Linked DNA regions of Homo sapiens: all the other regions are linked to region 1. Evidence: chromatin contacts called from ENCODE Hi-C data. All regions are on one chromosome and are shown on one strand. Each heading gives the region's core, a stretch centred on a gene start or an enhancer-like site at or near the end of the contact. The rest is flanking DNA. Distances are from core to core; before and after follow the strand shown.

What was found. A loop is a pair of places that touch in the nucleus more often than their neighbours do. Pooled maps may share reads with other maps.
Region 2: a loop to region 1 is called in a map of IMR-90, with 3 times the contacts of the local background. The contact joins two enhancer-like sites. A Hi-C loop is called at or near these places in 2 of 168 maps with a recorded cell type or tissue (IMR-90 and endothelial cell of umbilical vein) and 2 of 50 pooled maps.
Region 3: a loop to region 1 is called in a map of endothelial cell of umbilical vein, with 10 times the contacts of the local background. The contact joins the promoter of BIRC2 here to the enhancer-like site in region 1. A Hi-C loop is called at or near these places in 3 of 168 maps with a recorded cell type or tissue (HCT116, PC-9 and endothelial cell of umbilical vein) and 5 of 50 pooled maps.

What each region holds. Positions count from the first base shown.
Region 1 is chr11:101,860,704-101,863,938 of GRCh38, forward strand. No RefSeq gene overlaps it. Among named protein-coding and RNA genes, the nearest start is that of CEP126, 53 kb to the right of the region's middle. Within about 2 kb of position 1,933, at least 5 of the 41 ENCODE cell types and tissues checked have a DNase peak (open chromatin) inside an H3K27ac peak, as active enhancers do; they include IMR-90, PC-9 and endothelial cell of umbilical vein, where a contact is called at or near this core.
Region 2 is chr11:102,225,517-102,228,761 of GRCh38, forward strand. It overlaps YAP1 (Yes1 associated transcriptional regulator), which reads left to right. Exons shown (of 9, transcript NM_001130145.3): 8 at 1,953-2,065. Among named protein-coding and RNA genes, the nearest start is that of BIRC3, 90 kb to the right of the region's middle. Within about 2 kb of position 1,340, at least 7 of the 41 ENCODE cell types and tissues checked have a DNase peak (open chromatin) inside an H3K27ac peak, as active enhancers do; they include IMR-90 and endothelial cell of umbilical vein, where a contact is called at or near this core.
Region 3 is chr11:102,345,222-102,348,920 of GRCh38, forward strand. It overlaps BIRC2 (baculoviral IAP repeat containing 2), which reads left to right and starts at 1,993. Exons shown (of 9, transcript NM_001166.5): 1 at 1,993-2,155; 2 at 3,377-3,699. RefSeq lists an enhancer at 2,545-2,614.

The DNA of each region.
Region 1 (3,235 bases), core at 683-3,182:
CTCAACAGTCAGTTACACACCACAGTTGTCCTGCTTCAGGCTTCAATGGCCAGGCTTTTTAACCCTACGCTACTTAATTACTGGGTATGGGTTTCCCCAGCAAGAGGGTGTCATTGGACGAGGAATCTTTCTACCAGGGAGGCTGACCTTAAAGGAGCTGACAGCCAGAAGTGCTCTGCACTCCCCACAGCCAGGCTCCACTTACATGAAGTGAGCTGGGTGGCACATCTCTATATCTACCACTTGGTGGCAGTAGTGAAAGGACTGAGATGAGGTTATAAAATGAAAATTCATCTGCCAAAACGATTGCAGGATATTGCTATTTGGAATCAGCAAAATATGAGGAAGATGTACCGGACTCGATTGGAAAATGTGAGGCTGCTAGACCGAGCAAGTACTAAATTTTAGCTCGAGCTTTATTTAGTAATATGGGTATAATTACCAGATTATGGATTCAACTATAAAAGCTGAAGCAGCTGGAAGTTGCTTTTGTGTTTCTCATCTAATTTGATAAAAACTTGAACTCAAAGGTGGTCCAAGCTAGATTTTGGCCTCTATACTGTAAACAAAGAATTTCTGTCAACTAAGTACTTCACGAGATAGAAATTCTAGTATGTATTTACCACATAGCAACCAGATAATCACCACCAACCTTCAACTATATCCTATTAAAGGATGCAGAAGGCACACTCTCCCCATCAAGACATAGGAGAGGAGTGTGCCAACAGCTATGAAGTGCTAGAGTAGTTGTTCTCTATATAGCACAATGCTGGTGAAAAATGCTAAAGATTAAATGGCCTCCCTCAATTCAATAGTGTATTAGGTCATTCTCACAATGCTATAAAGAAGTGCCTGAGACTAGGTAATTTATAAAGAAAAAGGGTTTAATCAGCTCAGCTCTGCAAGCTATACAGGAAGCATGATACTGTCATCTCCTCAGCTTCTGAGGAGGCCTCAGGAAACTTACAATCATGGCAGAAGTCTCTCACTTATGAGTGAGAATATACGATGTTTGGTTTTCCATTTCTGAATTACTTCACTTAAAATAATAGTCTCCAACCCCATCCAGGTTGCAGCAAATGCCATTAATTCATTCCTTTTAGTGGCTGAGTAGTATTCCATTGAGTAATTAATAGAGGGAAAATTAAGCTGCAACATGGATTTGCTTTCATGTTAAGAAAGCTACTGCATTTCATCAGCATCTTTTGTCTCAGCAAATTCAACTCCAGCCTGGGTGACAAAACAAGACCCTGTCTCATAAGAAAAAGAAACCCAAGCTTATCTAAGCTAGATGGGGCATTTATTTTAGCAATACTGTCCATGAACTCTGAAGAGAGACACCAATGATCTCATGATGACTGGAATTCCTTCTGCCACCTTCAAGCAGAAAATTGAAAACTACAGTCTATGCACACACATGCACCCTAAGGGTCAGGCTTTGTCAGCGAGGTCCTATCAAAGAGGATGGGGGCATTGCCAGGAGATACCCCTAATAAATCCATCCCCTAATACGTCCAGCCCTTAATGATGTCCTGGGATGGACTCTCCTTCACAGGCTCATACTTCAGTGTTTGTAAATATGTCATCATAACCCCACTCCAACTGGTAAAATAACTTCCCCACAGCAAATAAAGACACAGCCTAGACAAGTATTAGAAGCAACTCCGTTAGCACAAAGAAAACTTCTCACCAATCTCAAATTTTTCTGTAACTCTACATTCAAGATGCATTTTTACTGCAAAAACAAGTTCCTAAGAAGAACACAGGAATGAGGAAGGATACAAGACAAGCCAGGGGGGTGCAAGAGAAAAGAAAAACAAGTGTTATCCAGCTTGTGATGCAATCACAGGCCAAGCACCCATGGATGGAATCACTTAACAGGCTCTGGGGGAAAACAGACTGTCAGGTCCACTGTAGTGCCACTGGAGGGAGCAGGAGTGAAATAGTGACTGATATCTGTGCTAAATATACTGATGTTCTGAGATTATTGGGGTCAGGGGAGGAGATTGCAGAGAGAGAGAGGAGAAGATTGCATAAAACGGGACAATTAATAGATATGTATAGTGCACAGGCAAGTGGAGTGGTAGTACAAGAGCAAGGTAGCAGGCTCGTACAGTGAGGCTGTTTCTTGGGAAACTAGGGAGCAGCCCAAAGATAGTGGAATTACTAAGAATTCCATTGATATTTCCAATCAGCAATGGCCATTCAAGAGAAAATCCATGCAAAATTTGGGATCAAATGTTTCAGGCATTAAGGAAAGTTAGGGCGACTCATCCTTCCTTTCTCAGTTACGAAAAAAAACCCAACCTTAAATAGAGCAGACAATTTCCAGAATGGAATGCAAGGCCACTGTGAATTGGCTAGCCTCTATGCAAGCAAGGCCCTGCTTTAACGGTAGCTGTTAGTCCAGTTCTTTCCAGGCTGCTATTTTCCTTCTTAGTGACTTGATGTTACTTCTGAGTACATGTCTTGGGTCCTTACATCACATATTTTTTACTTCTAACCATAAATTCTAAAGGTGTGCTCACTAGAACGGGAGCCCTCTCTAGATCATTCTAAGCAAAGTTTGGAGAACTAGTTGCCTCCTTTCTTTGGGTTCACAGTTTCTATGCCTGTAATCAGTTGTCAGGATCCCTGTTGAGAATCTCCAGAATAAGTTTCTGCCTATACCCATGAATATTTATCAGCCTAATTCACCAGGAGGCTTAACCCAGAGCTTCTCCCTGACTTCTGGAAGCTCAAGGTTTTTTATACTACTTGTCACCAACACTGTGTTCCAGCATATTCCCAGATGATTAAAACTTCCAAAGCAGTAGACCTTTATTATTCCAAAAAGATTCCTCCATCAACATACCAAACTGATGAGGGATTGTAAAGTATACAGAGAGCCCCTTCTCCCACATTGAGGCACTTCTCCAGCAGGAAATAAGAATGTAGTTAGTCATAATAGAAGCTCATTAAACTTGACTAGGATTTTAACAGTTAGGGAAAGATGACAATCACTTAAAGTTCATTAAGATCCCATGTCAGTATAACCTTTAGTATAAAGCATGGCATGTTTTTGCCCACAAAATTTTTAATCTCAAATTAAATGAGACTTGACCCTTGATCTATGTTCCAATCCATAACAATATTTGGCATATGAGCAAAGGCCATATTAGTTTTAAAAAAAAACTAGTTTAATTATTATGAATTTTGTAATAATTATATTCTAACTCATAATGTAACCCCTATT
Region 2 (3,245 bases), core at 90-2,589, 360 kb after region 1:
TGATGGTTTTTCCCTTGTTTACTATTTGATTTATGTATATTCCTTAAGCTCTAAATACTTTTTGCCCCAACTTGCCTTGGCATTGACTCTTAGTAGTAATGCTGAGTTCCCTTAGTTCCCTTTTACTTTTACCCTCAAAGCTCACTCAGATGTCCCCCTCCATGAAACTTTTACCCTTTACTTCTAAGCTCCCTGTTTGTTCTGAAAGCACTGTGCTTACATCTGAGTTCATATAGCCCCTAAATATGATTCATTAGTATATTTGTTCATTTCCCTCCTTGAAGTTGTGAGCCTCTCACAAAACATTGTTTGTAGGTGGTGGTGATTGTTAACCTCTTTATCCTCAAAGCCTAGTCTAATGCCTGTCATGTAGTAGCAGATGCTCAGTGAATGTTTACTGAATGAGTGGGGCCTGTAGGAAGTGGGGTTCTGCAGGGAGCAGTTCCTCACCAGGAAAATGGCCCTGTAAACTCTGTCCTCAGGAATGCCCATGTGCTTCCCCTGTGGTTTGGAATGAACTCTGCGCAACTCTGTAAGTTCAGTTATTCAGTAATAGACTAAAATGTCTGATGTGTGTCCCATGCTTAGCAGCCGAATAGAGTGATGACTAGGACCAGGCTCTTGTCCCAGATCAGGGCAGGCAAAATACAAACAAACCACATCCTGAGGCCTTCTCATATATGGCTGCATTGTATACCAATGGTCTCAGAGGCAAATGTGTGTTTTCTTGGATCTGTGTGAGGCTTTTGAGCCTTGGCAAAATCTGGCAGAAGCATTAGAGTAAACCAGTGATGGCAGTATATAGAATGAGGGGAGAGAGAGAACAAGGCAAATGCATTGCATCATTTAGGGAAGGCAGTTGGGGTATTGACTGAGCTTTTAGCCTTGAGCAATTGTTAAACTTGTTTTTATTTTTTAACTTTTATGTAAGTTAAATAGCTGCTTATTAAATGTACAAGCCGTAGAGAAAGTTGAAGTTCACACTCACACAGACCATTGAAGAATAACAGCTGCCTTGATTTTATGCGTTTCTCTAAGATTTTGTAGAGTTAGTAGAACTCAGGGAATGCCAGCTGATGTCTAGATGCTACTAGCTTAGGAAAGTGTTCTATTTCTCAGGGTAATGGATATTTACCATACTTTTAATGTAAATCTGGGAAACCTTACTTAGTCTAAAGTGAAAATCTGTGTTGGGTCATTTTATTTTCAAGGGATGTGCCTTGCAGTTTTTTGTTTTGCTCTTTTCTTTAACTGGAGCTATATGATTTCCCGTTTCGTTTCGTACTGAAGTGTTTGAGGCTTTTTCCTCCCCCGCCCAAACACAGAAGCAAGGAGATCAAGCCACGAGTATTCTTATCTTATTGGCAGTGACTCACCTATTTTGGCTCAGTCCTAAAAGGAATTCTGGTGGTTTATTTGGGGTTGATTTTTCCTTGGCTTATGTTCTCTGCACAATAGCTAGGAATTTAACTTGAGTCTAGTGCAGACCTGTCTCCTCGCCCACCTGGAGTTTGTGTTGTGACGTCTCTGTGCCACCACCACCTGGAGAATTGAGGCCTTGGGACAAGTAAGTTGTATGGGTTCCTCCGCACCCCCAGATTCAAATGATATTACAGAGAGGAGAATACTGATGCAGAGAATTTTCTGTCAGCCAGGAAAACTAACTGGGGGTATCTTTTTTTGTCCCTTATTGTCACCAAGCACAGAACCTTAGGAGAAATCTTGGTTCCTTAGAGCTGCCAGCTTCAATTAGGATTAACTTGTCTATTTCACTTCATAGCACAAGCCCTGTCTATGGCCCTGAGGGAGGGTGCTTGTTTCAGACATTGCAGGACAGGAATTTTCACTAATCCTCTTTGAGAATTATGTTGCTGCTCAGCAGGTGTTTATTTTTACCTTGAATTGATTTTTAAAATTTTTTGTGTTGGTCTTTAACTGTCATGTTTATGTAGTGGCACCTATCACTCTCGAGATGAGAGTACAGACAGTGGACTAAGCATGAGCAGCTACAGTGTCCCTCGAACCCCAGATGACTTCCTGAACAGTGTGGATGAGATGGATACAGGTTGGTATTCTTTATTCCTCTTAGTAACCTGACTTAACAGTGGGATATGTTATCACCAGGTCTCATAAGGTATTGTAAGCAAAGATGATTCAGAAGAAAACCAATTAAAATCCTGTAAATTTGAATTAAATTGATCCTGCTTTGTCTCTATACGGTGATTTGTAACTTGTCTTTTCCTAGTTTAAAAAAATATATATCATGGATTGGCCGGGTGCAGTGGCTCATGCCTCTAATTCCAGCATTTTGGGAGGCCAAAGTGGGTGTATTGTTTGAGCCCAGGAGTTCAAGACCAGTCTGGGCAACATGGTGAAACCCCATCTCTATAAAAAAACATACAAAAATAAGTCAGCTGTCATGGTACATGCCTGTAGTCCCAGCTACTCAGGAGGCTGAGGTGGGAGGATGGATTGAGCCCCGGTGATCACACCACTGCACTCCAGTTTGGGTGACAGAATGAGACCTCTTCTCAAAAAAAAAAAAAAAAAATCATAAATTGGATATATTAGCTCTATTTGAATAAAACTCTGATAACATGACTTATGTTAGCATGTTGATCTTAATTGGCAGGACAAACTGACAACCCTGTTAGAACATCTCTCTCCTTATAGATTAGTGTCCTTAATTTTGAGAGATGTCTACATGTAATTCAGTGTTTGTCTTCATCTTTTCTCTAAGAGTTTTTGGTCCACCTTAAGTGTTATGGGGCTCAGGAAACCAGGTGGGAAAGACTAGGAGGTGGGGCTCACTTACTTTGTTAGAATAGTTGCAGAAGGCCAGGTGCGGTGGCTTAAACCTGTAATCCCAGCACTTTGGGAGGCCGAGGTAGCCAGATCACGTGAGGTCATAAGTTCAAGACCAGCCTGGCCAACATGGTGAAACCCTGTCTCTACTAAAAATATAAAAATTAGCCACATGTGGTGGTATGCACCTGTAATCCCAGCTACTCGGGAGACTGAGGCAGGAGAATCATTTGAACCCGGGAGGCGGAGGTTGCAGTGAGCCAAGATCACACCACTGCACTCCAGCCTGGGTGACAGAGCAAGACTCCGTCTCAAAAAAAAAAAAAAAAAAAAAAAAAAAGAATAGTTGCAGGGGTCTTGCAGGAGCTAAGAAATACCTGCCTCACAGGGGTAATTACGGAAGCATTTCTCCTGTGGCTTACCTGGCAACCATTGCCCTA
Region 3 (3,699 bases), core at 743-3,242, 480 kb after region 1:
TTTTCTCATTAATACATAATGCCAGTATATCAAATTCCCAAATACATAGATATGGGTCTCTTCTTGGGGCTCTGTATCTCCTTCCTTTAATTGTCCATCTTAGGGCGTTTAATAATACAAGACTGTCTCAATTACTATGGCTTTATTGTAACTCATTACCTGGTAGGACAAGACCTTCCAATCTTACTTTTCTTCTTCAAAATTGTTTTAAATACTGTAAATTTTTTTTCTACATAAATGTGAAAAACGTTAGAAGGGCAACTGCAGCAGACATACATAGCTTATTTTTTTAAGATTAACAGCAACTTTATACTAGCAAAATGAAAAAAAATTAACTGAATAAACAGGTAACTGAATTAACTAGCTGTAACACTAGACTACAAAGTTATACAAGATTAAAAGTTATGAGGTACTATTTATTATATGTAAATATTACAAATATTTTTTGTTAAAAATATCTAAGGCTTTTGAGTTTTTGAAATGCAAGCTTTCCCCTATACTTAAGTATATTCATTATCTTACTGCTTTGGTCAGGACAAGAACTGAAAAAGAGAAATAATCTTGAGTTCAGAATGAACAATTCTTGCTATATATATTTTCCCACATGTGTTAGGAATGTTCTGTAAACCTTCCGAGAAATAGTGACTTGAACTAAATACTAAACTACTACCAAGCCCCAGGTGCATTTTTGGAAGTTTTTAGTCATTGGGAGCCATGGCATTTCTTTTCTCTGTATTACAAACTGTTACACTCACTTTCTTTGACTATTAACATTGGAACAGTAGACCTCCTGTTCTGTGACTGACTGGCAGGCAGAAATGACACAGACAGGAAATGGGAAATGGTTCAGGGTCTTGGAATTCCCCCGGCTCCCTAATTAAGTGGCTTGCTATTTGGAAGTTTTTTAAATATTTGCCCCTTGGAGTTCCCCAGAGAGAAGCAAGCATCGGATTCAACGGGCAAAGAGCGTCAACTTCAAAAGTCGTTCGTTGGTTGTCATACCACAAACATTTACTGCACGACACTGTGTCTATGGCACTATTGGGGGAGTATGGCGGGGGGATACAAAAGGTCCATGACTAGCAAAAGCCAAGGGTTTTTATTTACAAATTTTCTATTACCTAAGCATTAAAAAAAATTGGGCTCCTCTCTGGTTTATGTACAATTATATGTGCATGTACACCAATACACAGGCAGACGTATATATTTCATTTTATTGAAACATTCAGAAAATACTGGGAGTGAAGCCTGACTTGCAATACAGTTCTCTTTGCTGGCAATGAGCATCTGAAATAATGACACTTTTTTCTTTAGTGCATATGAACTGTTTGTCTCCAGAACAGAAAACCAAAAGTTTAAAAACAAGATACTCCCGTTGACATCAAGTCTTCAGAATTATTCATCTGATGCTTCCTAGTTTCCAAAGTTTCGCTTTTTTCGATTTGCACAGGCAGCTGTTGAACGCTGATGCTACACAAACGGTTACAATTGTTTACTTAAGCAAAAAATGCCACCAGACTGACTCCATCCTCAAAATGCAGTCATCTGGACGGGGGGAGGCATCACACTTGGGGAGCCTTGCCAGGGGCCAGATCATAACCCTGAGGTGACACAGGGTAGGACGCGCAAAACCACCGGCGCCAGGGCGTTTCCGCAGGGTTTCCCAAAACTCAAACGCAGCGGCTCACGGTTTGCCACGTCCCCCAGGAGAATGGTAGACACAGAGAGGAAATGTGGAGAGGGCACAAACCGCAAGGTGAAGAAAACGAACAAACACCGAGTTGATACGGATAGTCCCCGTTCCCCTGAGGGCCGACCCCGTGACTCCCGATGAGCGTCCAGTTGCGCCGGGCATCCTGGCCTCCCAGCGTCTTTCCCGGAGGTTCATCGCCGCACGGCGGAAAGCGCTCTCGGTTCCGCTTTCCGGCCCCAGCCTCCCGGGCGCCCTCGCGCGGCGGCTAACGCTGGTCCTCGGCCGGGCGCGCTGACGTCATCGTGCGTCAGAGTGAGCCCGGATGGGGCGGCGGGCTTCGGGAGCGCCCGGGCTGATCCGAGCCGAGCGGGCCGTATCTCCTTGTCGGCGCCGCTGATTCCCGGCTCTGCGGAGGCCTCTAGGCAGCCGCGCAGCTTCCGTGTTTGCTGCGCCCGCACTGCGGTGAGTGCTGCTCCTTCCGGGCTCGGGCGGCGTGGGGCGGGTGGGGACGCGAGGGCCCGCGGGGGCCCACTTCCCTGATGTGGCGGCGAACGAGGAAGGACGGGGCCTGAGGCCCTTCGGCCAAGGGTCGAGGGTCGCCGGGGGCTCTCTGCTTTCTACTCTCGCCAAGGTTTTATTGGATTCGGAAGCCCCAACTTCGAGACTTGCAGTCAAAGCGATTTTTAAAATGACTTGTTTTCAAGCCTCTGGCCGCCGCCCACTCTTCTGGCCCTTGGACTTTGACCAAGATGTTTTCTCGCAGTTTTTGCAAGGTTTTAAACTTAGCCCTCGGCGTTCTTTTAATGTAATACATTGAAACGAAGATATTTCGGTGGCGGCGATATTTCATATTTCATAGTTGCCACTGCGCTCTGTCATTCCAGTAGTCGTCTGTTGTGTATTGTGAGAAGCAACTCTGGGAAATTATTGGGTAAATCCCATAGTTTCTATTCTTTTCCCTTCCATCCTATCCCCTGCCCAGCTGCAATTTGCGTAAAGAGAATGCAGCAGTGCGGTGCACGTAGATAAAAATCTTTCATTTAAAGATAGGATATAAGACCGGGTGTAATTAAAGCAATCATGCCAGTGGTCGTAGTGCCGGAGCCACTGTTTCACAGGCCACTGTGTTAGGTTTTGTTTTCGAGTTGCTTTCTGTGGTCGTTGCTTTGAAATTGTAAGGGAATGGCAGAGTTTAAGAGTTTATATTAATGAACTCGTGGTGCATTTTACTGCAGTTTTCCTAGTCGTGGAGAGACTTGATATTACAAACTAACGTTGCTGTCTTAATTCCTGCTGTACTGCTGCTGACAGGGTGTAGTGGAGTGTCTGTCTGTCTTTTTAACCAATGTGCCTTTGCCTCCAGCAGAGTGCCAGAGTTACCTTTAGGCCAGAAAAGGGGAGGAGAGCAAGGACAAAATGTTTCCTGTGTGAAAATTTCCATCTGTCTCTGAAGTTGTGCGTTTTAAAGACACGTATAGTTAGTGCTATGGGGAGTATGTTGCATTTACTTATTTTAATTAATAGCTTTTTCATTTAGAAAGTTGTGACAAATTGCTGGAATTAAGATGTATTATCTAAAGTGTGAATTATTCTTAGACTTTACTGAATAAATTGAAGAGTATGTAAGTTCTATTTGGCATGCACATACAGTTTTCTAAAATACTTTTTGTTTTTTCTTTTCAGATTTACAACCCTGAAGAATCTCCCTATCCCTATTTTGTCCCCCTGCAGTAATAAATCCCATTATGGAGATCTCGAAACTTTATAAAGGGATATAGTTTGAATTCTATGGAGTGTAATTTTGTGTATGAATTATATTTTTAAAACATTGAAGAGTTTTCAGAAAGAAGGCTAGTAGAGTTGATTACTGATACTTTATGCTAAGCAGTACTTTTTTGGTAGTACAATATTTTGTTAGGCGTTTCTGATAACACTAGAAAGGACAAGTTTTATCTTGTGATAAATTGATTAATGTTTACAACATGACTGATAATTATAGCTGAATA